5 separate regions of the Mus musculus genome follow, and all the other regions are linked to region 1. Evidence: chromatin loops called from intact Hi-C (ENCODE). Cell type or tissue: heart. All regions are shown on one strand. Links, peaks and the distances in the headings refer to the core of each region. The heading gives the core; the rest is flanking DNA. Region 1 holds the start of Dcp1a (decapping mRNA 1A). Region 2 holds the start of Selenok (selenoprotein K). Region 3 overlaps Tkt (transketolase). Region 4 holds the start of Actr8 (ARP8 actin-related protein 8). Region 5 holds the start of Tkt (transketolase).

Evidence for each region. A loop is a pair of places that touch in the nucleus more often than their neighbours do. Peaks named below come from ENCODE experiments on the same cell type or tissue, not always from the same donor. Only the 100,000 strongest peaks of a DNase experiment are listed, where the experiment ranks them.
Region 2: a loop joins it to region 1, with 4 times the contacts of the local background. A loop is called at or near these places in 6 of 42 quality-filtered maps.
Region 3: a loop joins it to region 1, with 6 times the contacts of the local background. A loop is called at or near these places in 5 of 42 quality-filtered maps.
Region 4: a loop joins it to region 1, with 2.5 times the contacts of the local background. A loop is called at or near these places in 9 of 42 quality-filtered maps.
Region 5: a loop joins it to region 1, with 3 times the contacts of the local background. A loop is called at or near these places in 4 of 42 quality-filtered maps.

What each region holds. Positions count from the first base shown.
Region 1 is chr14:30,476,623-30,482,705 of GRCm38, reverse strand. It overlaps Dcp1a (decapping mRNA 1A), which reads right to left and starts at 3,141. Exons shown (of 10, transcript NM_133761.3): 1 at 2,890-3,141; 2 at 473-513. The coding sequence starts at 3,084. It also overlaps a transcript of Cacna1d not described here. In heart, for the core only: a CTCF peak has its summit at 3,100; a DNase peak (open chromatin) is centred at 3,145; H3K4me3 peaks cover 2,088 bases; H3K27ac peaks cover 1,521 bases.
Region 2 is chr14:29,965,514-29,971,596 of GRCm38, reverse strand. It overlaps Selenok (selenoprotein K), which reads right to left and starts at 3,217. Exons shown (of 5, transcript NM_019979.2): 1 at 3,061-3,217; 2 at 1,481-1,571. The coding sequence starts at 3,079. In heart, for the core only: no CTCF peak of the experiment used is centred there; a DNase peak (open chromatin) is centred at 3,266; H3K4me3 peaks cover 2,525 bases; H3K27ac peaks cover 2,362 bases.
Region 3 is chr14:30,571,592-30,577,674 of GRCm38, reverse strand. Tkt (transketolase) reads right to left here. Exons shown (of 14, transcript NM_009388.6): 13 at 5,345-5,467; 14 at 2,951-4,338. The coding sequence ends at 4,163. It overlaps Mir3076 (microRNA 3076), which reads right to left and starts at 5,526; the gene lies at 5,467-5,526. In heart, for the core only: no CTCF peak of the experiment used is centred there; a DNase peak (open chromatin) is centred at 3,274; H3K27ac peaks cover 437 bases.
Region 4 is chr14:29,976,537-29,982,391 of GRCm38, reverse strand. Actr8 (ARP8 actin-related protein 8) reads right to left here and starts at 4,055. Exons shown (of 13, transcript NM_027493.3): 1 at 3,804-4,055. The coding sequence starts at 3,926. In heart, for the core only: CTCF peaks have their summits at 1,417 (motif pointing left) and 1,726 (motif pointing left); DNase peaks (open chromatin) are centred at 3,741 and 3,991; H3K4me3 peaks cover 1,248 bases; H3K27ac peaks cover 1,159 bases.
Region 5 is chr14:30,546,023-30,552,105 of GRCm38, reverse strand. It overlaps Tkt (transketolase), which reads right to left and starts at 2,975. Exons shown (of 14, transcript NM_009388.6): 1 at 2,726-2,975. The coding sequence starts at 2,832. In heart, for the core only: no CTCF peak of the experiment used is centred there; DNase peaks (open chromatin) are centred at 2,195, 2,975 and 3,805; H3K4me3 peaks cover 2,749 bases; H3K27ac peaks cover 3,020 bases.

The DNA.
Region 1 (6,083 bases), core at 1,395-5,394:
AATCCTTTACAGACCAACAGTTTAAAAAATTAATTTTCAGAAAAGCTTAAAGTAAAATATATATGAATTAGGAATAGCCTAGAACTTTGGGAAAGAAGCAGACAGGGGCAGAACCAGGCACAGAATGCAAATTCTTATCAGACACTACAGACCAGCGAGAGTGCTGTCTCAACTACTTTATAGCCACTGTATTATACTGTTTTCATAGACATTTATATGCATGTGTTCTTTTTAACATGGGATAGTCGTTAGGCAGGCATCTCTTTGGGATGCATTAATTTAAAAATTCTGAGCCACTTTTCCCAGGCTTGGAGAGGAGAAGCAGCTATTGTAGGATTGCACTGCTTGGATGAAGGAAAACTGGAGAAAGACAGGAAGGTTCCAAACACAGGTACACAATAGAAACTGACCATGCTACACGACAATGATCATCACCATTGAAGTGAAATAGAAACACCCTTAAGAAACTTACCTTCGGTATACAAATAACGTCCCTTCTATATCAGTCTTCTCCTGTAACAGACAATAACTCTGTTAGTTTTCCACAAATAATCCAATGCCAAATGGTCTCAGCTGAAGCAGACACACTTTCAGGCCAACTTGTCTTATTTACGGTGGAATCAGCTGTGTATGTGCTCTCGGGAATGCATGCCGGCGCTCGTGTATAACTGTGTAGAGGTTAGTGGTCACTCTCAGGTGTCATTCCTTCCAGTCGGGGGTCTCACTGGCCAGAAGATGGACAATTAAGCTACACTTGCTGGTCAGCGGGCTCCAGTGTTGGATCCTAAGTGGCTCCATATCCCAGTGTGGGATTGTAAGTGCAAGCACTATGCCCAGCTTTCTATGTGAATGCCTCAGGCTCTCATGCTTGGGAGGCAAGCACTTCATCCGCTGAGCTGTCTCTTTAGTCTCCAAATTAATCACTTTTGAGCAGGTAAAGCAAGCCACTTTTTATTTATTTATTTATTTATTTTCCTTTTTCCGGAGCTGAGGACCGAACCCAGGGCCTTGGGCTTGCTAGGCAAGCGCTCTACCACTGAGCTAAATCCCCAACCCATGCCACTTTTTAAAACTCTAAACAAATTGTGTACCCATTCAACCCTGTGTTTATATAAGTGTATGCAATGTCTAATCCAACAATATGTCTTCATCTGTAGCCTATGTCTATTTCCACCAGTAAGGAACAGCTAAAGGAAAACACACACATACATACATACACACACACACACACACACACACACACACTTAGCTTTACTTATTATTTTTATGTATTAAGTTTTTTTTTTCAATTAAAAAAGGTGCAGGAATGTTTTGTCAGCATACATATGTCTTTGTAACATATGTGTGTGTGGAGCTTACAGAGGACAGCAGAGGGCATTGGATCTCTTTGGACTAGAGTTACAGATGGATATAAACCAGCATGGGGATGCTGGAAAACTGAGCCAGGTCCTCAGGAAGAGCAGCAAATGCTCGTAGCTACTACTGAGCCACTTCTCCAGCCCCAGTTTTATCTTTGTAAACACAAAAACCTTTCAATTAGGTATCTTAATATTTACAGTCAAGGTATTGTGTACTGCAACTTAAAAAAAGAAAAACCAAACCAAAATAAAAAAACAAAACAAACTTAAGCAGTCTATGGAAGTTTATAGAAAAAGAATAGAACTTTCTTCAACCCTGATACCAGGGTTGAACTCAGAGCCTGGGGCTCATGATGCACAGCTGTGCACCATTGAGCTAAATCCCTACCCTTGGGAAATTTTCTTATAAGATCCTTTGTTTCATTTCTGGAGGATTTAGGAATATTTTCACAAGTTACACATTTTGCGGTTACCAAACACAATTTATTATTTTCAGAACTTTGTTAAGAATCATGGATAGAAACCATTCTCTGCCTTAGGCAAATTTGGTAGGGTTTTAAAATAAACAACTGAAAATGTGACTAAGAAATTGTAACTCGGGGTGGGTATATAGCCCAGTGGTAGAGGAACAGTGCCTGCCTGCTATCAGGGGGTCTTGGGTTTGAGTTCCTGTACTACAAGAAATAAACAAGAAAATCGAACATTAGTATTCTTTCTTTTGCTGCAACAGCGTTAACTCGGGTTTTCAGCGCAGGTGTTGAGCTTTAATGTTCTAAAACCGAACCTCTGTATAGCCCAATGAGTGAATGAGGAAAAACGGAGCACAAGAAAAGGGGCCGTGTACACAGGTGCTTCGAGTTGAGGTTAACTAGAATCTGCGAGTAGACAAAGTAACTTCTGCAACTCTATGCCACTCACACAATCCCAAAAGAAGGGAGCCATCAAAGGTCCTAGCACTGGTCTCTTTTTCTTGCAAACGTCTCCAAGGAATCCAGTTCTTACTGAAGTAGCCTTGAAAATTTTCCTCAAATTCCAGAGATACAGAGTAGTTCGACTAAAGCTGGTCTAACTCCTGAAGCTGATTTTTAAAGCTTCAAATCCAAACCATCACATTTAGGTCGGCAGGGAAAGAGGAGCGGACTCTTCCATCAAGTACATGTATCTAAGAGTCCTCAAAGTCTTCAAACACAGGCTTTCACTCACTTGTTAAAATTAACTTGTCTCATATTTTACCAATGCAACCTCAAGCCCCGAGAACCGACCCAAAAAGACTGATCCTGCCTCGTTTCTCTCCTCCATCCGATTTCCCTGCTCTGTCTCTGGTCTACTCCTTCCGCTACATTCTTTCAATTCCGCGTGCCCCGGTCACCTCTTTGGCTCCGGACCCGGTTTTGGGAGAGGTCCCGGCCTCGCCTTTGCGGTCCTGGGCTCCTGCTTCTCTCCCCCACCCCCAATCCTCAGCTGTCTGCGCGGTCCCTTTAAGAGGCGGCAGCGGCCAGGCTGGCCTTGTCCCCGGCCGGGCCTCACTCACCCACTGGTTGGCTTTGGGGCAGAAAGTGTACAGGGCGACCTGGCCCGTGAGGTCTGCGATGCTGGTGATATAGGGGTCGTGTTGTTTCAAGGCCGCCAGACTCATCTCTTGCTCAGCTCGACTCAACAACTCCATCTTGGATCTCAGAGCCGAGCCCCTCCGGCGGGGGCGGACTGTGGAACAGGAAAGTGCCATCCAGGCAAAGTTCCCCCAGCTCAGTCAGCCCTCCACTTCCGCCTACCGGCCCAGCCTTGCCGAGCGTGGTACTTCAGCTAATCTCATCCGCTGCTCCTGTGCGCCAGGAGCCCTGGTTCCGATTTTCTTCGGGCCGCGTCTGCCGGAAGAGACAGGCCCCCGCGCCTGCGCGGTGGAGCCGTGAGCTGATAGTCCGGAGACCTCTCTCACCTGGCGGGGTGTGAACCGGTTCCCTGAATGAACCTGACTCCTGCCGGGGAGGCTGCACCCCAGCGCAGTCCCTAACTCGGGTTCCGGCGCAGAATCGAAATGCTTGCTGCTGAGGACATGAGGTCTCCACGTACCATTTAGAAAACTCAGACCTGGCTGGAGAGATGGCTCAGCGTTTAAGAGCACTGACTGCTCTTCCGAAAGGTCCTGAGTTCAAATCCCAGCAACCACATGGTGGCTCACAACCATCTGTACAGCTACAGTGTACTCATATACATAAAATAAATAAATCTTTAAAAAAAGAAAAAAGAAAACTCAGTCCAAATGAGGAAGGGGAGCTGTCCGTCACTTCTGACCTCAGAGTGCACCTTCACTCTTAACAGTTTGGTAACTTTTGAAAGAAATGTTTCAAAGCAGCCAAACTAGCCTGCCTGGAACTACAATAGACTTGGCCTACCCTCTTTTGCTCGTCTTTTTCCTCATCTGGGTCCCAGATAAATATTTCTATTGTTCTATAGAGACGTCTATTATTTAAAATAGTAAGTAGATCTCTTTTAAAAAGAAAACATTTATTGGGCATTTTAAGGGATCAGGAAGTACTAAGAGGTAAAGCAAAGTGCTCAGGCTGTTTTCATTGAGTTGCTTTAAAAACCATCGTTTCTCTTTATTGAAGACATCTCAGCACAAATGAACATTTTTGAAAGGATAAACTTTACATTTTCTCAAAGTACCCCCACATATTTGTGTTGCTTGTGGTTTTACATACTAATGGAAGGGCAAACTTTACATTCTTGACAGAACCGCGTGTGAAGCAACTACAAAAGCTGGAACAGCCGCCTATCGGTTATTCACCCTTCACTTCTGTACACACTCACTGATCTTATTGAGTGGTTGCCAGCTCCGAGCTTCCAACTCTTTTGGCTCTAGGAGAAACTAAACGCAAGCAAACAGCCCCATGATAGATGTCTCTCTTTGAATTCCAGAGGGTGGCGTCCTTATTGCCATCTGAGCCAGGAAAGGTAGTGAAGGAACCTCACTACCAGTTCCAGCATGGCAGGCAAGGTTCTGGCAGACCTTGCTCTTCTCCCCTTTTCCCTCTGCCTTGCTAAAAACTGTTAGATTTTATTCCTAACACTAGCCACCAAGGTCTAGTCCCTAATTTAGCCACTTCTTTCTCCTGAGGCCGACTACCAAAGTCCAGCTATAAAAGTATTGAAGTCCAGCAATCAAAAGCCCCCTTTAGTTCACCTAATTAATGTGCCCAATTAAAATTAAACACATCCTACTGTGGGGTTTCCCCTTTTACCTTTATTAACTGCCGTTTGCCTGTGGGCCACTTCTGCCTCGACATCCAGAGGCAGTCCTTTATTCCCTCCTCCCCAAATATCTCTCATTCCCTTCCTCCCCTCCTCTTTGTTTCCTTCCCCTTCGTCCTCTTCCCCTCTCTCCTGTCTTTGTTCATTATCCATGCTCTCTGTCCCTCTGGGGCACATTCATCTCTGTGCTAAGAACATGATGGCCTTGGGGTGTCTCGAGCCGACTTCTGAGGTTGGCTTCGGGTAGGCAGGCTTCAAGGAGTTGCTGAGGTCTGAACTGGTGCTTTGGATGAGTAGGTGTTCCTCGGGAAAGTAAAGCAAGGGCTGAGATTTGCATCGTGACTCGGTGGTGAGGTGGGAACCTAGCATTTAACTGATGCTTTAATTCAGCCCGGAGGGGAAGAGGTGAGTGGCTCACAGTTCCACACTAGTCAGTCGTATTCTGGTATTAGAGTCTCTGGGATCTTTTGCTTCACATCCAGGCTACCTTTTACCCAGTGGTAGAGGGTAGGAGCCCATTACTTTCTTTACCTTCAATTTCCCTCTGTATGCTAATTCCATAGGTTATTTACATTTTTATTTATGTGTGCATGTGTTGGTATAAGTTTATGCTGACATAAGTGTGCAGGGATGCCCGCAGAGACCAGAAGAGAGTGTTGGGCATTTTGGACCTTAACTTATAGGCATTTGTAAGCCTCTGGACCTGAGTGCTGGGGTTACTCGTCAGAGAAGACTGCTCAGACATGGATTTAAGCCAATAAAAACCAATCTTTATTAGCTGGATGGCAACTACACTGGGTGCTTGGGATCCTGAGCCTTTCTCAGGGTCAACTTTTAAGTACAAAAACCATGTTCTGGGTTGTTATTCTTCAGTTAAGAAGAGCAGTTAGCCAGATAGAACTATAGGAGCTAAAAAGCAAGGTTAGTACAGTTTCAGACTTTCCCAGAACTTTATGGACTTTGATGGGGTTAGGCCTTTGTTTTAGTTTTGGCAGATAGCTGTTTTGAACAAAATCTCAATCGATTGATTTTACCAGTGAAGACTCAGGAGCCAAACTGCTAGGGTGAAAGCCTGCTAGCTCAGAAAGGCAGAGAAAGCACCCAGCTGACTTTCTTCTTCAGCTGACATCCAGAACAAATCCCCTCTCTCATATCTCTAAAAACCTTCAAATGGAATGCCCCTCCCTTCTACTTCCTGCTGGTCTCTCTATCCATCCTCCTGACTCCTTCTTAATGTTTATTTCTTAATAACCCTGTGTTCACTTTTTGTCAACCGTTTGCTTGCTCCAACTCTTGACCTATGGTTGACTTTACTTAATCCCGTTTACAGTATTGAAGCAGAAAGCTCTTGGATTAAAGGTGTGTGCTAAGGCTGAGCCACACCACAACTAAAAACAGGTTTTCCCAGTAAATAGCACAATCGTAGGGTTCACAGTGTGCTCAAATAACCTGCAACAGATGGTGCTGCTTGTG
Region 2 (6,083 bases), core at 825-4,824, 510 kb after region 1:
AAGCCACCTGCCCCTGCATTTCTCCTCTGCTAGTGACACCTGTAGACAGCACGAGACCAGAGTCCTCGTCAGTGTCATTCTTCCTCTTAGGTGTCAGCATTACCTATTTTTACAGTATCATACAGTCATCAGCCCCACCCCAACTAACTTATTCTGTTTTTAACAGTGTCTTACATTCACCATGCCTGCAATTCCTCTGCCTATAGCCTACCTGACATCACCTTGCGGAGGGAATAGATAAGGGTATTATAGTCAGAGGCACAGAACTACTCAGAATGTCAGAAAATGCAATTTCCTTTTTTCCCCCTAAAGACAAGGTTTTACTATGTGTGACGCCTAGCTGGCCTTAAATCCCACCTGACTGAATTCTAAATACTGGGATTAACAGTGTATGCCATTCTTAGTCCAGTTTTCTAACTTCTTAGATGGAGGGGTTAAACTAAGGCAAAACAGTAAACAATATAGGTAAAATTTGCAAAAGTAATTAAATTTTGCACTGGTAACTTTGAAGTCAGGGCCTTGTCCCTCCTTGGGTAACTTCCTCAAGTGCACTTTCCACAATGGCACTCATCCACTATCCCTGCAATATGAAGGCTGATATTATACTGAATATACTAAATTACACTGACTATGAAAACTGACAGTACTAATATACTTAGTTAGGGTTACTAGTGCTGTGACGAAACACCAGGACCCAAAGCAAGCTGGAGAGGAAAGGGGTTTACTTGACTCACAGTTCCACAGTCATAGTCCATCACTGAAGGAAGTAAGGAGAAGAACTCAACTAGGGCAGGAACCTGGAGGCAGGAGCTGATGCTGAAGGGGTGCTGCTTCCTGCCTTTCTCCCCACAGCATGTTTTCTTACAGAACCCAGGGGTGTCCCCATCAACAATGGGCTGGGCCCTCCCACATCAATCACTAAGTAAAAATGTCCTACGGGCTTGCCTCTAGCCTGATCTTATGGAGGCATTTTCTCAATTGAGGTTCCTATTTTCAGTAATTCTAACTTGTGTCAAGTTGACATAAAACTTGCCAGCCCAATACTCAATGAAAGGGGGACGTATCCTTCTCTATCTACTCATGACTTTCCAAACAGGAGACATTCAAATATTTACTCAATTCAGGGTAAGTAAGACCTGGTAGTAACTGGCTGGCAGTTTAGGTAGCACAGCACGTAATGGTCAGACACCACCCCTCATCTAATACACAACTACTTAAAATGCCTGAGACCTCATCTAATACAGAACTGCTTAAAATGCCTGAGAAGTCGACATTTTTTTTTCCCCATTATCAACTAACCCTTCATTAAAAGTTCAGAACCAGGAGTGGTGGCACATTCTTGTAATTTCAACACTTAGGAGGCTAAGGCGGGGTGACTACAATGACTTCCAGAACAGCTTAGACTCTCTATAACACTAAACCAGCTATGAGACTAAATAGCAACACTTGGTCTCAATTAAAGAAATGCTTTTATACTTACAAGAAAACCACGAATTCTGCTATTCCCCAGAAGAAGTCTGTTAGGAAAGACACTCTCCATGGGGACTGATTCCTGCTGTCCAACACCTGACCTACAGAATTAAAGAAAGAAACTGAGGTAAGTGCCACAAGTCCACAACTCGGCGCTGCCTTTAATCAGCGGAGCAACACCAATGAGCTCAGCTTTTGACTTGTTGGCTTCTTCAAGCCAGTCAACATCAGAGGTCCACTGTGAGTGCAGTCAAACTCTGGGATCTAGCGTTCACTCCTTCGATAGATGTCTACTTTCAGTATGTAATTCTCGGAGGCGAACTCATTCTAGGCATCTCTTTGCCATCTCCTTCTCACTGGTAAAATGCACATGACATTTTAGTGGCGAGATGGATGCAGCAGAAGAACACTGATCACTTTTGAGTGCATAGCTGTATGAGCTAGTGACCTAAATTGCAAATAACAGAATCTGCGAGCGCTCGAAACTGAAGATGGAATGATGATGCTTCCTGTAGTGCCCATCACACCACCTATCCCAAAGCTTTGTAATCAGGAGGTGAAATCCTGAAAAAAGCCGAGAAATTCAAAGTGCTCTCAGCCCTAAGACTTCTGCTAATCGCCCTACTCTCTAGAGATACAGAGATGAATCTGATACAACCACACCTATTTCCAGGGCCCCAAGAGAGTCTTGTAGAAATGCGCCAAGGAGTCTCACCTAAGTCACACAGGTGGGCAGATGGTTCTGGCACTGATACGACCTTCTCAGGCTGTATTTTTTTCTTTTCCAGTAATTGGAGACTTGCTTCCCAAGTTCTTTCAAACTGGGTAAAGTCTTGGGCTTAGGACTAGCTACACTTTTAGGGGAGAAAAATCTGTCACAACTTTTGTATTGCCTGGCGTGGTGGTGCTTGCCTTTAATTTAATCCCACTACTCCGGAGTCAGAGGCAGGAGGATCTTTGGGAGTTAGTGGCCACCTTAGCGTACACAGTGAGTTACAGGGCAGATAAAACTACAAAGTGAGACCCTGTCTCCAGATTTTATTTATTTTTTTCATATTCTTGCTAGTCCTGCATCACCACCATCGCCATCATTATTGTACGCATTATAGAGGCAGTATGGTAGGTAATACTGGAGCCAACCTGAGTTCAATTTAACCTAAATTTCATATTGCCTTTGTGATCTTTAGCGAGCTAGTCAATCTATGTCTCAGTCTGCATCCGAAAAACAGGGATAGAAATACACCATCTGAATAGAACAGTTACAAGGATGAAAGAGATGCTAGGCAAAGAACGCGGCTCTAGCGGCCCAAACAAAAGCGCGTTGTATCCGGACCGGGTTAGCGTCTCTGTCATTCCCGGGTTAAGGACACCCGCGCCCGGGATCACTATCGCAAACCCACAATCGGAAAATTGGCTGTACCAGGAGGCTTCAGGGTCCCCCAGCGGCACCCGGGGACCTTCTGGGCTGCGCCTCGGCTCCCACCGCCTCCGCTTCCCACTCCTTCCGGCCACTGGTGTGGGGGAGGCCGCCCCAAGCTCAGGACCCGGCGAGTCAGGACAGAAGCGGCCCAGGGTAAGGCTCTCACTCACCATTCGAGATGTAAACCATCTTCCCTCCGGTTGCCTGCTTCCTAGCGACAGAGAAGACCGGACGCCCCTGTTGTCGCCGTACCTAGCCTCCCGCCCCGCCCTGTACGTCACAGGCCACTGACAGACCCAAGTCAGGCTAGAGGTGGGTCGAGCCCATTGGCTGCTGGGAGACCACTCCTGACTAGAGGTTCCGCCCAGTCACACAAGTAACTTCCGCTGGCGTGGATACTGCCTGAGTCAGGAGACCGGATATGACGTCTAGGAGAAACATTGTTTGAGGGTCCTTTTCCCCACCCCCCTCACTTGGTTCCGGTTTGACCGAGAGTCTTTGAGGCCACAGCACTGCCGACCGGAAGTTGCTTGCTAGTTGGCAGACACGCGCAGGGTTCGGGTCCGAGGTGGCTCGAAGGGCTTGGAGGGCGGAACGTTCCTCAGCTTTCCAGATGTGTTGCTGTCTTTTGGAGTGGCAGGGAGAGGCTCTGAGGCGGTGTCTGGGACATGAAGAGCTTTAACCATCAGGTTTTGCTGAACTCACTTTTAAGTCCCTCTGGACCGTATTCCCTTTAAGCCGGTTATTTCTGCTCTCAGTTTATTTGTTTTGCTTTTTTGAAACAGGACTCACACTGTATTCCTGGCTCTGAGCTCACATTGTAGACGAGGCTGGCCCTAAACGCAAAGATCTGCCTGCCTCTGCCTCCGTAGCGCAGGGATGAAAGACAAGCCTCACCACACCCAGCTGGTTTTTGTTTTTGTCTTTTGTCTTGTTTTTGTTTGTTTTTGATTTGGGATCTGTGTATCCCAGGCTGCCCTTGAACTCACTTTGTAGACCAGGCCTATACCAGTACTCATGTGGCATAGGCAGGTGGATCTGTATAAGTTCAAGAAGTGGAATTTGTTATTTTTCGAGACTGTTTTTCTGTGTAGCCCTGGCTGCCCTGTAACTAGCTCTGTAGAGCAGGCTGTTCTTGAACTCAGAGATCCACCTGTCTCTTGCCTCCCAAGTGCTGGGACTAAAGGTGTAACCAACACCCAGCTAAGAAGTGGCATTTTTAATAGCTGTAGAGACACAACTAGGGAAAATCAAATGAACTTCAGAATGACAATTTCCTCTGCTTGTCAGCATTGTAGACGTGACATATGCGTTAGAAGGCAGGTCTTGGGCATCCAGTAAGTTTGAAGAAAATTCCTTGCTGCCCCTGTTGTGTTTCCTTTGTGGTGCGGGGAGTGGGGGTGAGGAGAGGGGAAGGGAGGAATGAGGTGTGCAGTCAGTACAGAAAGGGAGAGTTGGGTGTTTTCCACCTTATTGGACTGGCTAGGGAGCTCTGGCCATCTGCCTGTCTCATCCTCCAGGATAGGTCTGAGTTGTGTGCAACCACTGTTGGCTTTTACATGACTGCTGGGGATTCTAAAATCCAGGCCCTCATGTCTGTGTAGCAGTCACTTTACCCACCGAGCTCTCTTCCCAACCTGGGTCCGTGATTTTTCTCAAGGGCCTTTCTAGACCTGGGCTTAAACCATGACGTTGCCTCTCACTCTCTGTGCTCTCTTTTCCTTCTAACTGAAATCCCTGGTTATACTTTTGTCAGACTGCAACAAGAATGATTTATTTAAAAAAAACAAAACAAAACTTTGTTTTGCTTAAAACCCTTTAGACACTAAAATGTAGTGATCTCCCATTGCTCTTACAAACTAGGTCCTTTTCAGTATCCACTGATATAGCCTGACCTGTTCACTTGATTTTAGCTTCTGCTACACATTCCCACCCAAAACACACTCTGGCAATAATTTTTTTTTTTTTTTTACAGTTTTGTGAGTGCCCTAAGTCTTTTCATCTCCCTGAACGTGCACATAGCTATTCTTCCTGTAACACGTTAACTGACTCACCGACAGTTCCCCATCCTTTCCCCTTCAGTTGTCAGCCCGAGTGTCATCATTTGAGTGTCTCTCCTTGATTCCTCATCTCTGGTCAGTTTATTCATAGTCCTTATCACAACATGGAATTACTAACCTGATTATTTAGTGTTGTCACTCTTCATTAGTAAACGCTAAGGGATCAGGAACCTCATCCGCCTGGTACCCCTGTACAAGGTGTGGTGGTGCACACTTGTAAGCCGAGCAGTTGGAAGGCTTAGGCTGCAGTCCTGTGAGTTGAGGTCAGTTTGAGTTACATAGCAAGTTTCCATCCAGCAGGCGTTACACAGTGAGACCTTGTCTCAACAAACAAACAGCACCAGTAGCCACACAAGGAAGGGAGCAAACCCCGGATCTCAGGCCAGTTACTTCCTCTTCATTCCTCTTTAGATTTTATTCCTGCACCTTAATGCAGTGATATCCCAAACTATCCCTAGCCTCCCTGTGTTTCAACCTGTGTTACTTCTGGCTGCCAGTTCAATACAGCCTCACCAATCTGCTCATTAGCCTTTTAGCCACCACCTTCCACATAACGCCCTGGTTAGCTGTGGGAGGTTCCTTTGATACCACTTAGATTATTCTCTCTGGTTTCTAGTTCCTCAATAGACCCTTTGTTTTCCTGAATTCTTGCTTATGTGCACAGTTTCTCCTAAGGAGAACTTCTCTACCTACTGCTCTTCTTGGGTTCAGTTCTCCTAAGGTTTTCCTCAACGTGCAAAGCCTTTCACAATTTCTCACTTATATTTGATGGGAATATGTCTGGCTTTGAAGAATTAATTAAACTTAAATTTGTGTGTGTGTTTGGCCTGTATATATATATGTGTGTGTGTGTCTGTGTATCACTTGCATAGTTGATGCCCATGGAGGCCAGGGAGGGCATCGGTTCCCCTGGAATTAGAGCTACAAATGTTTGTGAGTTGCTGTATGGGTGCTGGGAATTGAACTCTGGTCATCTGAAAGAGCAATGTGAGACTACTTGAAAACCAGAAAATAAATAACCAAAATACTTCATTAAAAATAATTTTTCCTTTTACATCTTGATATGGTTATTAGAGAAATTTAAATTACTTATGTGGCTCCCACTTAGTACATTGCTCCTAGACATGATTGGT
Region 3 (6,083 bases), core at 1,194-5,193, 95 kb before region 1:
AACAGCCAGACACACGAGTGGTGTTGGATCTGAATGTAATTTACCAGTCGAGCATCAGACTTTTATAATACAGAATAAATTGCAGAACAAGGCACATTGAATTATTCCAGGTGCAAAAGGAGTGACTTCAAAAGGAACCAGATAAATGTATATCACCACCAGAGATAAGCACAGAAGCAAGGGGAGTGACTACAAAGGGAATTTGTAGGGACCAGATAAATGTTTACATTAGAGATTAGCACTTTCTGCCAGGCAAGAGTTTTACACTTAGAGTTAATTGCCTCAGGGTAGTTAACTCTTGACACGCCTCAAGAATAATGTAGTGTCACTGACCCCAAAATTCTCTAGGCCTCGTTAATTCTTATCAATATCTGAAGACTGTCTAATTTCAGTATAGTATACTAATTTGCTCTTGGCATGGAATGTAGTCTGTAATAAGAATTTCTATCTCAGTGAGAATTTTAGTCTCTATCTGTAAACTGCTGAGTAAAATGGCAAGTGCTTAATTGTTTACTGAATGGGTAAAGCTCCTTGCTGCTATCTGGAGTCTAAGAACACTGGGAAAAGGCTTTAGCTATGTTAGAATACAATCTTAAAAGGCATTTACTATAAGGTAAAGCTATATAGAGTGCACGTGGATCCATACACTAGACTAAAGTGGATTTGGAAAATTAATTTTATGGGTTAGGGAAATAGCCAAAGATCCGGGAGAAAGTTTCCTTGAAACTTTTTTCTCATGAGAAAGCTTTCAGACTTTCATCTGTTAAGCTGACTCCACCGGAGTCCCTGGCATTGTGGCTAACACTCCTGCCTGTATTTTATACTTAACTTATTTTCTGTGACTAATACTGCAAATCCACATGTCAATAAATCCCAGCCCCCTGCCCGAGGGGCTTGATTTCGGGATTCTCATCCAGAGACCGCTATGGCTTTCACCTTTTCCCACTCTCAAAGGGAGGACTCGAGGGGCAGAGGTCCAGATTCCTCCCACGTGCACACACCCAGGAAGGAAGGGGTGCTTGGGAGAGGTGAGGATGGATGTCACCCCAGCCTTGGAGCCAGAAATGTGGATGGCAGCCAGGGGGATGGTGGATAAAAGGCGCATGTTCCCTCTTCAGGGGTGATAATATGTCGCACAGCTTGGTGAGTCTACTAAAACACCATTGACTTTTATTTTGAAAGGGTGAACTGTACAGCATGGATCTCAGTAAACTTGACAGGGCAATGTTAATAACAGTCATCTTAAAGTCTAACAGCTAAGTATGCCGGGCAGCTTCCTGAGTTCTGGGCCTGACTCACTGTTAACTGTAGGCAGCCCCATGTCTGTAGTCACCGGAAACCTGGTGCTAAAGGCTACTTGCTTGCCCTGAATGAACTGCTCTGAAAAGCAACATCTCTGAGCCCTTACCGGACAGTGTACTGATGGTATTGTGGAATGTATCATAGTTCATCCTCCCGGCAGCCCAAGGGAGCTGCCTTTATTCCCATTCAACGGATGAGGCACAGGAGGCTGGGGAGAGGACTCTTCCTCCACAGTGCAGGAGGATGGAGGCAGGACTGGAGGCAGGACTGGAGAGAGCTGCTCCTTTACAGTTGTGATCTGGAAGGTTTGCGAGGCTCCCCAGCCCTGCCACCTATGCAGCTGAAGACTGAGAAATGAGCAAGGCACTTTCTTCCTGTTACCATGTCCCAGTGCCCACGTGGTGTGAGTGACAGGAGACCTTGCTTGCTTCAGCCGGCTACAGGAGGCTCTCGCTGGCCCAGGGAAAGTCCTACCTTTGTGCAGCCTTGAGCCTTGGCCCTGACCAGGCCCAGGAGCTACAAGGAAGCCTCAGGTGCTCATGGCGGTCTTCTCACCGTCCCAAGGGCTGAGGAAGAAGTAAAGGCTTCCTCAGGTTCCTGAGGCCTAGGCATTTGGGATTCCAGCACACTCTAGAAGGCTTCTCACTAAAACCCCAGACCAAACCAAACCAAACCAAACCAAACCAAACCAAACCAAACCAAACCAAACCCACAGCAGCTTCACCTACTCCTCAGAGTTCCTGGCTCCCTAAATGCCAGGTGTTTGATGTTGTAGACTGAGTGAGTTTAGGTGACTGTGCCTCAGGAGCACCTCTGCCCGTTTACTCCCCAGGCATCTATCTGGCTGCCTGCTTAAGCTTTAACCATCTCCTCAAGAGAGTGCAGGCCGTGGAGAGCCTGAAGGTGAGAGAAGCCACCTTCCCCATCTCTGCTCTGGAAGTCACATGTTCCCCAGACCCCTACCTCTTGCCATGTTAGGAACCTCATACAGGCTCCTTGAAGCCATCTATGTACAATTCTGCTGCCTGGCCCAGGCACCTGTGAAATCCTCAGAGCACCGCACCAGCTCAGGCACTGGCATTTCTAGTTCTTATCCCTCACCCCTCACTCAGCCTTGCACATCCCTGGGCCCACAGACAAGCAGCAGCAGGTGGGTGCAGCAGACCCTCTCCGGTGCTACGGTTGGGAGTACTTGTCCCATTTTCTTCTGGAAACATCTTTTCATGAGCCTATAACCTCTAGGGAGAACAGCAGTTTTGCTGACACAAAGGGCACTAAGCTGCAGGCACCTTCCATCGTCCTACAGGACAAGGACTTTTACATATGGTTGACTACATAGCATCCCCTTTAAGGAGGCCACAAGGACAAAAATGGTAGCCACAAAAACCCGAGGTGCAGTCCTTTACTCTGCATACTGGGCTGTAGTTAAGCCAACTTAAGCTCATCTCCGTGTAGGTTATAAATGAATGGTTATTTTATTTGACCATTACTGGGGGGTAACCCCTAATCTACTTTCCTAACTGCTGGCCTGGCTACCTCCCCAGCCGTGTGCCCCAGACACTTGCCAGTTTCTCTTGGCCATGTGCTCAAGGTCCATTCCCCCCACCACCTCAACTCCCAATCCCACCTACCTCTAATCCTCCAGTAATTGACTGTAGCCATTTTATTTAAACAATAGTTTTAAATTAAGGAAGAAGGTTTGCACAATAAAAGCCTGTAGACTTTTGGGTACAGAATTTAGCATTGCAATACATAGACCAATCCTTAGCACTCAGCCAAGTGGAATGCCTTCTAAAGTGGTTTCTTGTAGTAAGGATTAAGTAAAATGCATACAAAGTTCAGTAATGTCACTGTCACCTCCACCTGCTGTGAGCTTTACAGAGTTCAGAAAACACCATCCCTAGTCTCCTTCCTCAGATTCCTCTGTAGGGGTGTGCTTAGCACTGTAGTACCATAAATGGCCACCAGGTGGTGACCAAGCACCCAAGCTTTACTGTTTTTGTTCAGAACTACATAACATATTGTAGTTATGTCCAGACTCAAAACTCGTGGCTGAGAAGTTCCTCAATTGTCCTGACAGGGAGATGGCTTGCCTTCTTTTCTCAGTGAAGGAGAGTTCCTGACATGCGGAGCTCAAGGCCTCCCAGGGTGTGCCCTAAGATCACCCACTGAGGAGTCTCTGTCATCTCCCTGAGACAACCTACCTGCTCTGCTGTTTCTGGAGTTGGTACCATACAGTTCCCTGGCATGGAAGGATCGGGCCAGGCAACTCGCTAGCTGAGCAGTTTGTCGACAAAGGGCAAACATGCACATAGCTCAACAAATGGGCCCCATCCTCCCTAAGGGCACTGCGGAATTCCTAGGAAACAGCAGTGACCACCCATAAAAGGAGGAGTTGTGGGACCTTGGGGGCCATGGTGCAGCTATGGAGGGCCCAGGAAGGTTTTATAAGGCAGGAGGGAACTCCATGGTGTCATTTAGGGTACACTGGCAAAGGAAGGGGCTGGATCCTAGTTTGGCTAAAAGGCAGGCTGCAATGAGTGTCCCCAGTTATGACTTGGTGGGAGCAGTTGTGGCTTTGCAGAGGCTGAACTGGAGAAGGGGATTCCAGGGGACACCTAGATCCAGGGGACACCTAGATCCTGACCCCAAGCCTAGAGAGCCAGCTCTCTCCCTCTCTCCCCAGTCTCCTTCTCATACTGGCACTGGATATGTTTATATCACAGGAAAAAAAAAAGAGTCTGAGGATTAATTTTTTTCTCAAAACATATATTTACCTCCCCACTCAGTACACCTTCGCCACCTCTGCCAGAACCTCCCTGGAATGTGTAGTTCACCCACCCAGCATCCCATGCCCTCCCTAGCCCTTGGTGACAAGGCCTTTCACAGCTTGCACAATGGCGTCCTTGTCAATACCGAACATCTTCAGTAGCTCAGCTGGCTTGCCACTTCGTGGTACTTGGCTGACAGCCAGGCGAGTGACCGTCACTCCAGGTTCACCCACTACGGCAGCAGACACTGCCTCTCCTATGCCACCTGTGCAGAGGAAAGTCAGAGAGGTCTTAGTCCTGAGCCAGAGATGACAAAGACACAGCCCTTGCCGGAGCAGACATCACTAATCCACCAGGGTTCCCATGATTTATTCTAAGTCCAGATGTGCACTTTCTTTTTGTCACTTTTTCTTTGCCACTTGCCTGATTTTACACAGTGCTGGGGATTGAACCTAGGGCTTCATGCACACAAGGCAAGGACTCTACCATCAGAGCCCTACATCTATTTGTTTGTAGCTTTGACTGGCCTAGAACTCCCTATGTAGCTCAAGGTGGTCTTGAATTCAGAGATTCACCTGTCTTCACCTTCTGAGTCCTGGGATTTAGCCTCAACATTTAGCTTTATGTAATTAAAAAAAAATTGTTTTTAAACGTGTACCGAGTGTTTTTCCTGCATGTCTGTGAGCCACATGCTTGCTCCACGCCCTCAGAGGCCAGGAGAGGACACTGGGGACCTATAGATGCTTTCGAAGGCTATGTGACTGCCGGGTCTTCCCTGCTCCTTGAGTTAATACTTTAAACACTTCTTTATCTAGTATGTGTGTGCACACATATGGTACAGCTGGGGGTCAGCTTGACTCCCACAAGTTGTGCATTTGACCTTAGAGTCTCAGCTCGTCTCTCCTCAGAGGCTCCTGTAAGAACAGGCATGCACTTATAGAGGACTCAAGAAGACACTCGGTACTGTCTTTCCTGTTTGTTCCTGTCCAGCCATCTTACCTCCTTGATACGAGGCCCAGGAGTTCAGCTGTGGCCAGAAAACCCAGAGCCTTCATCAGTATAGCTGAGACCTGGCCTCTTCTGAGGCTTTAGGCTTTGGTATAGGGATCCAGCTAACCCATTTGCCGGCTGGCTCTACTCCCCGAGCCCCTGCCAGGCCGTGAGTGGCAAAGGCGGACTGTCCTCAGAGGAACTTAAAGTGGTGTCTACCTCTTGCCTCCCCTACTGCTCTCTCTGGCCTTCCCTCGCCAGGCTGGTGCAGCCCCAGTTACCTTCGTAGTAGTGGTCCTCCACGGTGAGGATCCTGCCTTTGGTTGCTCGGGCAGAGTCTAGGATGAGTTTCCTGTCCAGGGGCTTGATAGTGAAGGGATCCAGCACCCGGATGCTGATCTTATCTGCAAGGGAAGACCAGAGTGCGGCTAAGAGAAAGGCTGGCACTGAGCTTCCCCTGTGTTAGAACAGAACTCCAATGGCCCCTTATCCCGAATGGGGCGTCTTGGGCCTAAGAAGAACTACTCTTTGGTGGCTAGCTGTCTGTCCACTTACTCTCACCATTGAGAATAGCTCTTCTCCCTATTCTCTCCTGTTTGGGAGAGATAGTGGTCAGCTGGGTGCCCTGTGGACCGACTGTTAGAGCAGACTATGGGGCTCTTATCCTCCTATGCCTTTGAAGATAAAAGGAAGACTTCAGATATCTGATCTAACATAAAGGTTTTTGGGATAGTGGGGAGAAGAGCTGTAGCCAGAGTGACTTTCTCAGAATAAAAGCCACCTCACCACACCCAGCTGCCTAGACACCCTGTCTGGGTGGAGCTTTCTTGACCTCTCAGGCCCAGCTTGCTACAGCCTCAGTCCTGTTCACCCCCACATTGCACAGGCCACTCAGGTCACCCAACCAAGGGACCACCTTTTGCTTCCTGGTGCTCACAAGCTTGAGATGTGACGTGTCTGGCGATCTCACTGAGAGGACGAGGCTGACGCTCTGTCCCTACGGTATCACTAGCTAACAAC
Region 4 (5,855 bases), core at 1-4,000, 500 kb after region 1:
AACTCAAACAGGACAGAACTGATGCAGAGGCCATGGAGGGATGCTGCTTACTGGCTTGCTCCTCATGGCTTGCCCAACCTGCTTTTTTATAGAACCCAAGACCACCAGCCCAGGGTTGGCACCAACCATTATGAGCTGGGCCCTCCTACATTAATCACTAGTTAAGAAAAATGCCCTACAGGCTTGCCTATAGCCCAATCTTCTAGAGGCATTTTCTTGGTTAAGGTTCCCTCCTCTCTGATGACTTCAGCTCATGTCAAGTTGACATAAGGCAGCACAGACTACTGGACGGAAAAGCCAGAAAACCATTCAGTAAGGAGCTGAGAGACATCCGATTACAGTTGTTCTTCTAATGCAAATTCTCTATGTTCCTTTGAGCTGACTCACGGCACAGACTTCACAAATCCTTACTTATATGGATGAAACCAAAGTCCTCCAGTGCAAACTAATACATAATTATTGGGCATTTTTGTATGGCAGAAAACGTAGGTGGAATGGTAGTAAAGGCTGACTCTCTACTATCAGAGAACTTTCTGTTTAGTAAGAAATACACTCGGTACCTCTGGGCGTGGTGGGCACGCCTTTAGTCCCAGCACTTGGGAGGCAGAGGCAGGCGGATTCCTGAGTTCGAGGCCAGCCTCGTCTACAGAGTGAGTTCCAGGACAGCCAGAGCTACACAGAGAAACTGTCTCGAAAAACAAAAAAACAACAACAAAAAAAGAAATACACTCAGATGAGAGAGAAGACAGGGGACTGAGGAGAAGTGGAAGGGCTCGCCTTTCCTCCAGTTGTTTAGACCCAGAAGCTCCAGGCAGCTTAGGGGTTGGCTAGCTGAGACAGCTTCTGCGATGACTAATACGATCATTCAAGTTTGCTTGAGGAGTTCAAGGGAGAAAATAACATCAGCACAGTCCTGCTTCACAATGCTGGAAGCAATATTCATCAACACGGGCTTGTCACCTAGGTTCTCTGCCTGCTGTCTGCCTGATCTGGCAAGAGCCTGGGGTTCAAAGTCAGAGTTCGCAACTGTCCTGGTACGTCAGCACAGTGAAGGAAAACTGATGACGAGAACAAATCCAAAGGAGTAAGGCAATGGCTGTGGCTTGGACAGAACAGCTATTTTAAGTCTATAACTTTCATGGGGGAAGAATTCAAGCTCGATTGGGAAAACTTCTGCCCGCCACCCCCCAAACTTGTTGAGGCATTCAAAGTTTCAGCAAGAGTATGGGAAGGAGACTTTGGCCATGCCTCTGTAAGCAGGGAATCTGGAACAGGCAGACAGCTCAAGAGTAAAGAACATTGCTCTTGCAGAAAACTGGTTCCCAGCACTGACATCAGGCAGCGCACTACCACTTACTCCAACTTCATGAATCTGATGCCCTCTTCTGGGCTCCATGGGTACTGCACTAACATGTGTACACACCCCCACCCCCACAGAGTTTCTATTAAAAGAAAACAAGACCACAATTGAGATCCACAATCCCAGCCCAAGTCCTCGGTACCTCCTTTACGCTGACCTCGCCGCGTAAGTTTCTCTCACAACATTTCTGTGGCTCACAAATACAAAGGCTTAAACTGCTCCATCCAGCCCTTGTTCTAGAATGGTTGTCCTTTCAGTCTACCAAACCCTCTCAACCCAGACCCCAAGTTCTGCTTTACACATGTGCCACTCTGCACAGCTTCAATCCAGACTTCTGCTGATGACAAAACTCAACAACTCTGGAGCATTCAGCAACGCAGCTCCCTCTGCTGGCAAGGTTCTCTCCTTCAGCTCCATCTAACTCCTCCCCTCAGGAATGAATTAAACATCACCCAGAGTAAGTGTGATGGTCCCTTCATTATATGATCGTAGAGCCTTCCTCCTTTCCAGGACGTACAACAAACCCTAGTGAAGAGGGCGTGTCTGTCTTGTTTCCTACCCAGTCTCAGTACATGCTGTCAGTGTCACTGTGCTATGGAGGACATCTGCCAATCGAAAGGGCAAAACACATGAGGGACACCTGGACGTTATCAAAAACCCACGGGCTTCAGTATATACGTGAACGAAGAACATCTAGAGAAGCCGGGTGTGGTGGCGCATGCCTTTAATCCCAGCACTTGGGAGGCAGAGGCAGGCAGATTTCTGAGTTCCAGGCCAGCCTGGTCTACAGAGTGAGTTTCCAGGACAGCCAGTGCGATACAGAGAAACCCTGTCTCGAAAAAACAAACAAACAAATAAACAAACAAACAAGAAAGAAAGAATAGAAAATGCAGTTAAGTATGGACAATTTTTATTTTAGTAATTATGTATTTTAATGTGTTAGGAAAGAAACCTAGTAGTATGCCCCACTCATCATTTCCTGGAAATTATTCATTCCTTAACCCAAGACTGAGAAACGTCCATGAAGCACAAGTGCCCCAGAGGGTATGGGATAGTCAAAGCACGTGACGAGACTCACTGGAGTGTAGAAAAGGGACCGGAAGATATGCTATAAATTCAGCCTGCCACTTGCTCTGATGCAGCCCCCTACACCTCATCAAGTTCTTGTGAGGATGCCAGAGTTAGTCAGGCAGCCTGGATGTAGAACTGTCGGCCTTAGAGAACGCTAACTGTTCAATCTGAAATCCACCATAAAACTGTAAACCTGGACGTGCTTAAAACAGTAAGGTTTTGTTTTTTCCTTTTTATTGGTAACTCAGCTGAGTGGCTCTCAAGTGTAAGCTCTGCAAACGAAAACGTTGTAGCACAACGCCATCAAGTTAGCGTCCCACTCCAAAATTCTCCACTAGCTTCGATGAAGACGCTGGGTTACGAGCTTGTGTGGACACTGAAAATCTCTACCGTCTTTCTCTATTCTAAACAGCTATGTCTCCAATCCTTCACATCCTCTCCAGATCCAAGTCTCTCTTCCCCAGAACCTTCCTAACGCTGCAACCTTTTAACACAGCTCCTAATGTTGTGGTAACCCCCAACCATAAAATTATTTTGTTGCTACTTCGTAACTGTAATTCTGCTACTGTTACGAATCATAATATAAATCTCTGATATGCAACCCCCAAAGGGCTTACGACCCACAGGTTGAGAAATGCAGATAAACCTGGCATAGCTCTAAAACCATTCTAACCTCACCCTAAATCTCTAGCCTCCTGGGACCTCTGCCCTCCTGTCGAGGCTGGAAGAGAGACATTGTGGGTCCTCTGAACTAGCCTATCCCACACACCACACTATGCATTTTACTGCAGCCCTACCAGTTAGATATTTCAACCCACCTATGGGAGAGGAAGAAGGTTCTGAAATGGTCCACAGGAAATCCTCAACGGCCGATCCTTCCCTATTTCTTCTGGGAGCTGTGCACTGCCGTGGCCCATTTCCCTATAGGAATTTATTTCCTTTACTTATCAGTAAGCCCTGGTGAGTGAGAGTGTGAGCCATGCTGCTCCAAGTTGTTTACTTAAACTTGTGCTGTTATTGCCATATTATTCATGTCTATTTAAGGAAAGGCTACCTTTTTCCTGCTTTTAAACGTGAAATGACTTGCACTGTGAGATTTGCAAACAAAGAAACTGGTTAGAGCCCTAACCATCCCTGAATATCTGCTGGCGTCCCTGAGAGCCAGGCCGTTGCTAAATCGTGACGTCTTATAGCTGAGACCTGGAGGCTGTGCACCGCGGCCTTGGCTTTGCCCTGCACCGCGCTACTTTGCACAAGGAACCTATGGGAGGGGACCCGGATGCTTCCGGCTCCGCCCGGACCCTGGGCTCCGGCCAGCAGCAGAGGCCCAGGCTAGCAGTGGTCTAACCAAGGCCAGCCCCCTGCACCTCACCTCCTGCAGCGACTCGGGGACCAACGCGGGTACGATGGGCCGCTTCACGCCGCGCTGCTCCTTCTCCTTCTCCCCGCCCTTCTCCTTCCCGTTCTCCGCGTCCCCCTTCTCGGCTTGGGTCATCTCTGCCACCGTGGACCACCACCAGCCCCGGGGCTCTGGGACACCGACGCCACAGCAGTCAGAGGAGAACCATTGCGCAGGCGCGGCGTCCCCTGGCTGCCCACAGTCAAAATGGCCGCCACCGGCGTCGCCCCTAGAGAATTCTGGGAACGTGGAGGGCATGACAGGGTTGGAGTTTTGGTTTTTCCTTTTTTTTTTTTTTTTTTTTTTTGTTTTTGTTTTTGTTTTGTTTTTGGTGATGATGGGGATTGAACCCAGGCACCATTGAATAGTGAGCATGTTCCTATTACCAATGAGCTACATCTCCAGTGTAATACAGTTAATCAATTAAATTTATTTTTAGCCCTGGCTAGCCTGGAACTTCCTATTTAGACTCACAGAAGTTAAAGGCTTAAGCTATCTCACTTAACCCTAATAAATTGAGTGCTCCGCGCGAGTCTGAGGTTCATCAGTCTCATTTTGACTCCACAGGTCTTCACTCAGAGGTTCCATAATATTGCTAGTTCTCAGTTCGTTGGTCCTGCTCAGATCGGCCTCTGATTGGGTTCTTTGGGACTCGGTCTCTTCTTGACATATTCCTTGAGTAACTTATTTGAACTTCATGCCTTTACCCATTTGATACCTATACATAAGATTTCTACAAATCATTGCAAAGTTAAGATTAAATACAGATTTGGTTTTTTGTCTTTTATTTTGAGACAGAGTTTCTCTATGAAGCCCTGGCTGAACCTGGATCTTACTTTGTAGTCCAGGCTGGCCTCGGACTCACAGAGACCCTCTTGCCTCTGGCCCCAAGTGCTGGGATTAAAGGTATGTGTTACCACCTCCTGGCAAATATGTAATTCCTAATTCCCATTCACCATAGGAGGTGGGACAGGGCATGACAAGCCCCCAACAATAAATCAGATATGTAATTTGGCTGCTCACCCAAGCCATCACAAATAGTCAAGTGACTAAAATTATCTTGAATTCATTCACTTTTTTTGAATGTGTTGTTACTTAGCCAACTCCCGCTGGATGACAACAGCAGCCTCTAAGATGGGGTTCCTGTCTAGTCCAGTTCCTGATCATCTATCCCTACAGCTGCTCAGCGTTTTACTGCAAACTAGTCTGTTGTGGCAGCGTATACATGCCATTCCAACACTCAGGAGGATTGCCTCAGTTTATGGCCAACCACCTCCAAGACTTTACTTGATCTAATGCTCATCATTTGTGTGTGTGTGCGTGCGTGCGTGTGCTGTATGCCCACAGAGCCAGAGAACATCAGGTTGTCCTCATTTATTGCACCACAATACTTCTTTGAAACAGGATTTCTCAATAACCTAGAGCTCAGCTGATAGGCATTGAGCCACGAGATCCCGTCTCTATCTGACACCTGGGGTTACAGGTGAGCACAAGGTATTGGCCAAGCCTTGTTCTATGAGTGCTTTGATCTGAATTCAAGTCCTCAAGAGAGCACATCTTATGCTCGTACCTACTGAGCAAGCCTGGACCACCCACCCCCCTCCCATACCTGTGGTCTATGAAGCTATATTTGATCTTGTTTTGTGTGTGTGTGTATACATTCTTGCATAAGGTGCATATGTGGAGGTGAGAGGATAACTCTAAGAAGTTCTTTCTCCCACACAGGTCCTAGGAGTAGGGTCAGTTAGGCTTGGCAGCCAATGTCAAAGCTTGGCTTTATCACCAGCCCACATACCTAATTTCCAGTGTGGTGTCTGGCTGGATTGATTTAGCTCTCCCCACCCCTGCTCCAGGGTGTCATTTCATTATGGTTCCTTAGACCTAGGGGCCGTTGGTGTGCAGTTGTTTTGTCTATGCACTTTCTCCAACGCTACAATGAAGCTCCACGAGAAGTGTGCTTCTGTAAGCCTCAGAAGACGGCGAGAACACAGGAGTCAAATGACCTGAGCTGGATGTGGGGAGCGT
Region 5 (6,083 bases), core at 1,129-5,128, 70 kb before region 1:
CCCCAAGAAACAACAACAAAAACCTTTTTTTTCTGTAAAGTTAGACAGCCTCATGTATCTTGTAATAATTAATAATGAAAAAAAAAAAAGGCTAACCACTTTTGTAATATCCCATCACTTAAAGATGGAGAAATGGAAGTTCTAAGAAACTTCCTGACAAATACATCTGCTGTTCAGAACAGAGACAGGTTAGGTTAGATCTGTCTCCTGTGCTCACAAGCCAGGGCTGGGTCTACCCTATCCTCCCAGGTACTCACTCTCCTCAAAGTCTAAGGGACTAGCTGAAAGCTCAGACTACTTCCCCTTTAAGTCAGGCCCAACTCTGATGCATCCTCAGGTGGCACTGGCCTCCATCTGGCTAACACAACCTAGCCCTGCAAGTGAGGGCTGAGAACACTTAGCAGCCACAGCAACCTGGCCACTTCTGACAACGCCATTGGAGTTTCTTTGATAAAGCTTGGATGAGTTGGACCTCTGCCACAGCCGCCTCTGTATGCAGAAAAAGACCCGGGAAAGTCTGACCCGTGGACGCACTGTCCACCCAGCTCCCCACACAGAAGCCAGTGGACTCATTTTTGTGGCCTGGTGAAGTAAGTCTATTGTCTACAGTGCTGATGAGGCACTACGGGAAGTCTGTTCATTCAGGACTTCTTGCCATCCTGAAACCATCACCCAAAATTGTTCAAAAAGATGGAACAGACTGGTTAGGTGGCCAGTTCAGCTGTCTGCAACTGACTGGGTCAGAACTTCAGAACTGAGCCTGCTTTCACGTTATGAACTCTCACTGTAGTGAGCATCCAAAGAAACATTCACAGCCAAAATACATTCACATCTCAAGTCTTCCCCAAACACTTTCTGTACACGCACACACTCTTTGCACACACATTTCAAAATCATTCTTGTGACAGGGGTTGAGGAACAATGCTACTCCCTTCTGAAAAACAAGATTTCTCCAAGTAGTATTTTTCTGCAAGGGAAATATATATACCGAACTGGCAACCCGTACACTTAGCCTTTGCATGGGATACCCACCACTTCCATTTGTACACGGATTCTTTCAGAGTTCAATGACTGCCTAAGGCTACAATGTAAACAGTGTAACTCTGTAGCCACCTTCAACCTTTTCCCCTGGAGACCACCCCTGCTTTGGAAGTTCCTAAGAGCCATAAATGTTACTTAGTTTCTCTTCAACTGAACTTGGCTTTCCCTGCTCCTCCAGCCTGATGCCGCCCATGTGCCCAAGAGGACTTTCTGATAGGCCAGGCCCCCAGCAGGCAGTACTAAATAGCCACTGATTACCAGTCTGGGGAAATCAACGTACTACACTTCAGTGTCTTCATGTATAAACTGATTATCAGAATGCTACCCCAGGACGCTGTGTGGCCCAGGAATACCCACTTAGTTTCTCCCTGATCCTGGAAAGGTCTACATGCGTATCCAGCATTGTAGAATGTTCAGCTGCATAGGTACCAGCCAGTCAACTACTTTGACCCTCTGATTAGACTTCAGACCTGGAGGGAGATGTAGGGGCCAGTAAAGAACAAGTAATAAACGATGTGGATGTGAAGACCTACTCTGTGCTAGGTAGAGAGGACAGTGTCTCTGCCAGACACTGAGGAAATCCAGAGAAAAGGAAGTCAGGTCTCTTAATTGGGCAGGGAGCACCCTCTATCATAGGCAGCAATCTAAAGCCAAGACAGATAACAGGTCCAAAGTATGCATGGGAAGTTGGGTGGCAAAGGGTTCCCAGTTCAAACCTTCTGAGGACATCCCGTCTTAAAAGCACAAGGGCTAAGTAAGGAGGAACCCACGGTAAAAGGCAAGAGAAATGCACTCCTTTAATAATATGTTCTGTATGGAACTGGCCAAAATCCAGAATCCTGGTCTTTGTTCTAAGCTCACAGTTTGTCTGGGTTCCTAAAATCTCCCTCCCCAGAACCCCAAACCATTCCAAGAAGCCCAGATCTCTCTGTCTCAAGGTCTCATACCAGGCCCAATGGAGACCTTAGAATTTCTTGAAACCACCCAGTGTGCAAACACCGTTAGCCCAGAACTTCCTATTTCGCGTGGGCCTCGCCCCTTCTTTCTACAAGCTCCCTTCTCCCCAGACTCGCACTCCAACCTCCTTGCTCGGGTCTAAGCCTCTCTTGGTGTTGCATCGTCACCTCCCTGCCCCCACCCTGGAGTCTTCAGCAGCACCGGGACCCCAGCCCACACATAGCAGGAGAGGCAAGAAGTGTCGAGGAGGGGAGCGTGGTTAGAGATGCAGAGAAGGGTGGGCCCCCAGTCTACTGCAAAATGGTGGGCTCTACACACATTCTCTGCCTACATTGCAAGGGCTGAAATTCCAGCTCTCACTGTGACTTTGGACAACTGATATAAAGCCGGAATCTCAGTTTCCCCATCTGCAAACCAGTGGAACCAACATGCTGGTGGAGAGCTGGAGCCCACACGTGCTCAGGTTTCTCCCGCCAGCAGTCATGGTGGCCTCCGGGTTGCAGCCGCAGAGCGAGGAGGCGCGCCCGGGCGCAGCGAGAACCGGGAAGCCCGGGCCGGCTGGAGGTGCTCGCGAGACCTGAGGCCCACGCGGTCGAACCCGGCCGCTCCGGAGCAGCGGAAGGCTCCGCCATCTGACCGCGCCCTCGTGGCGACATCGTGCTACGCGACACGGAGCCAGGGAGGCCGCGGGACCCGGCTCCCAGCCCCGCCAGAAGCGCGCGCTCACCCTGAGCCTGCCGCGGTGGTGGCCTGGATGGAGCTGATGCGCAGGCGATTGGCTGTGTCCTTCAGGGCCTGGAGCTTCTGCTGATCTGGCTTATGGTAACCTTCCATGGCGTGGTAGGACGAGGACGAGGACGAGGACGAGAACGCTGAGGACAGAGACACAGAGCCAGCAGCGGCTCAGGAAGCGACCAGCAGTGACCGAGGACGGGTGCTGCGGGCGGGCGCGTTAAGACTCCTTAGGACCCGCCCATGGGGGGCGGGGCGGAGGTGGGGCGGGGCGCCGAATCACCCCAGGCCGACGAGTGGCCTCTGGCCACGCCCCGCATTTAGTGGACTCTCGGAAGTCGCCAGGCCTGGGGGCTCTCTCCCAGCACAGTGCCCTGTTGGAATTAATCACACACAAACAGTAGCAACAAAGTAACTTCGCCACTATTCCTGGTTCTAAGCATGGCTCAGAGTTCCGCGGCTGACTTGGGTAGGACTGAGAAGAGAGATACTAATCAGTAATTGCACTTTTCTAAGGAAAAGGTTGAGGCTTGGCAAGGTTAGATTGAGATTACAGGGTTGGTGGGTAGCGCTGCAGCAGATTATCCTCAGTCCAAAAAGATCCCAGACATGAGAATAAATATACACTGCCAGAAACGGTAATACTGAGAAGTTACTAGGAGTATGCTGGTCTCAGACTACTAGAGCCAACGGACAAGAGTGGATTCAGAGAGATTACTGGGTTTGCCTCTGTAGAGACAGTTAGCACCTACTGCTCTTACCAGATCTGGTGGAGCTGAGAGGACTGAGCAGCTGTAACAGAAAGCGTTGCCTTCACAGTCTCGTTGGATCTGTCTCATTGGATCCATGACACACACTCGGGTCAATACCGTTTCCAGAGGCGGAGGTTGTTGCAATTTACAGAGAGGATATAAAGGCAAGCCTGTGAGTGGGTGCTGGGCAGAGGCAGAGGAAGGCACCAGTACAGCTTTGGTCCAGGTCCTCTCTGTGTCCTCCACAGAGCTCAAACTCAGAGTCATGAGACAATGGGCCCTGTGCAAGTGAGCACCCCTCCCCCAAGCGCTCCCTGCCTGGCCTGTTTCCCAGGTGTCCCAGTGAGACTGCCAGTGTGGTTTGTTACAGCCCCTGGCTTCTGCTGGCTCTGCCCAAAGAGGCTGGCCCTCCTAGTGCCTGACTGCCAAGGGCTGGACCTGGGACTGGAGTGTTGTGGTCTCGGAGTGTTCCACTATCAGATCCTTGGCAAGGCAAGTGCCACCTCTGTCCTCTGCTCACCAACAGGTCAAGGAGGCAAACAAACCTCAGAAGCCTTTGGGCCTTCCAACCCCATGGACCTGAGGGCAGTGATTATTAGTCCAGTTCTTCATTTCTCCACCTGTCCAATGACACTGATGTTAACTTCCTCTTCCTCCTCCTCCTCCTCCCCCTCCTTCCCTTCTTCTTCTTCTCCTCCTCCTCCTCCTTCCTCTTCCTTGTTCTCTTCTTCTCCCTCCTCCTCCCCCCTCCTCCTCCCCTTCTTCTTCTTCTCCTCCTCCTCCTTCCTCTTCCTTGTTCTCTTCTTCTCCCTTCTCCTCCCCCCTCCTCCTCCACCTCTTCTTCACAGTGGAAAATTATAATCTATTTGGGAATGGAAACATAAGCTAGAGAGGTATATGTTTTTATTTCTGAATGTTCATTTCTATATATCTGAATGTCCTTTTTAAAATTATAAAATAGTTACAACATTTCTCTCCTCCTTTTCCTCCCTCCAATCCCTTCCATACATCCATCCTTGCTCTCTTTCAACTCTACACAAAGATCTACAGGCAACTAAGGAATCCTGAGAGTGGGAGAAGTAGTCTTCTCCCAGAAAGAGCATACCAAGTGGTTACCCAATACCAAATGGTCAACCTTGAAAACATACACACCAGTAACTTTCTACAGACTGAGTGGGTTATAGTTAGTAATATATATATATATATATATATATATATATACATATATATATATATATATATATATATATATATATATATATATATATATATATATATACATATATATATATATATGTGTGTGTGTGCATATACATGCACACACACACACACACACATATACATATATATATATGCATGTGATAACAGTAAAAAAAATGCTAACTGCTATGTACCCATATTAGTAAAGATGTTCCTAACTCTTCTTCTTGGCCGCTGTAGGTGTCTAAGATCTTGTTTTATCCTGGGGTTCCACATTGGTTGGCTCAGTTCATGATGGATTTCAGCCATAGTTCAGTGCCTTTGGTCCCCAAGGTCACCTTTGGAATCAGAATCCTGATTCTGCCAACATCCTACTGTTGGGGGTAATTCTCCAGTCCAAGGGTCTTTATTCAATACTTCATGAATCACATTTTACTTGGGAGTAAGACCTTGGGTTCCAACCTGGCCACCAGCTCCCTTCTTGTTCCCCTGTCGCCCTCAGATCCAAGATTCTTTGAGCCCCCTGTTCATATTCCCTGTGGTTGCCAGAGGAAACTCTTGCTGCTTCCCACCATTGTCCCTCCGTGGTCTCCCTCCACTACTGGAATGAAATTGAGCACATGAACCCTCTAGCCTCTCTCCCACTCTTGTTCTTGTGGCCCCACCCCATCCATGTCAGCACACCAGTGTCTTGCCCTGCTCTAAGAACATTAAGCTCCAAGGTGGAGAGATGGCTCCGTTGTTAGGAGTCCTTGCTACTTTTACAGAGGACCCAGGCATGAGAACCTAGATTTAGCCCGGTGATGTGGTGTATGTGACCTTGAAGACAGAAACAGGTAGATTCATTTGGCTCACTGGCCAGCGAGTCTAGCTAGCCAACTTAGCAAGCTCCAGGTTAATGACACTATCTCAAAAATAAATTAAATTAAAAATAGGTGGAAGGCACAGGAGGAGTGACACCTGAAGTGTGACACCTGAGGTTCTCTGGCCTCTACACACATGCACTCACAGAAGCACATATGCAACAACACAAAACTCAGCTGTGCATGGTGGTATCCACCTTCCTCCCAGTGTAGGGAAAGCTGAGCCAGAGGACTGAGAGCTTTGATTCCTACCCAGTGGTTTGTCCCTGGTGGACCCCGAGCCAGTAAAGCCCTTCTATGGGTGTTTCTCATTGTCAGGGTCTGAGGCAGGGACTGCCATTCTAGGTGCATTCTCTCTTCTCTTCTCTTCTCTTCTCTTCTCTTCTCTTCTCTTCTCTTCTCTTCTCTTCTCTTCTCTTCTCTCTCTCTCTCTCTCTCTCTTTCTCTCTCTCTCTCTCTCATTGTATGTTGCCTCAACTGACCTATAACTCACATTGTAGACCAGCCTTGGCCTCAGACTCCCATAGTTTCATTTGCC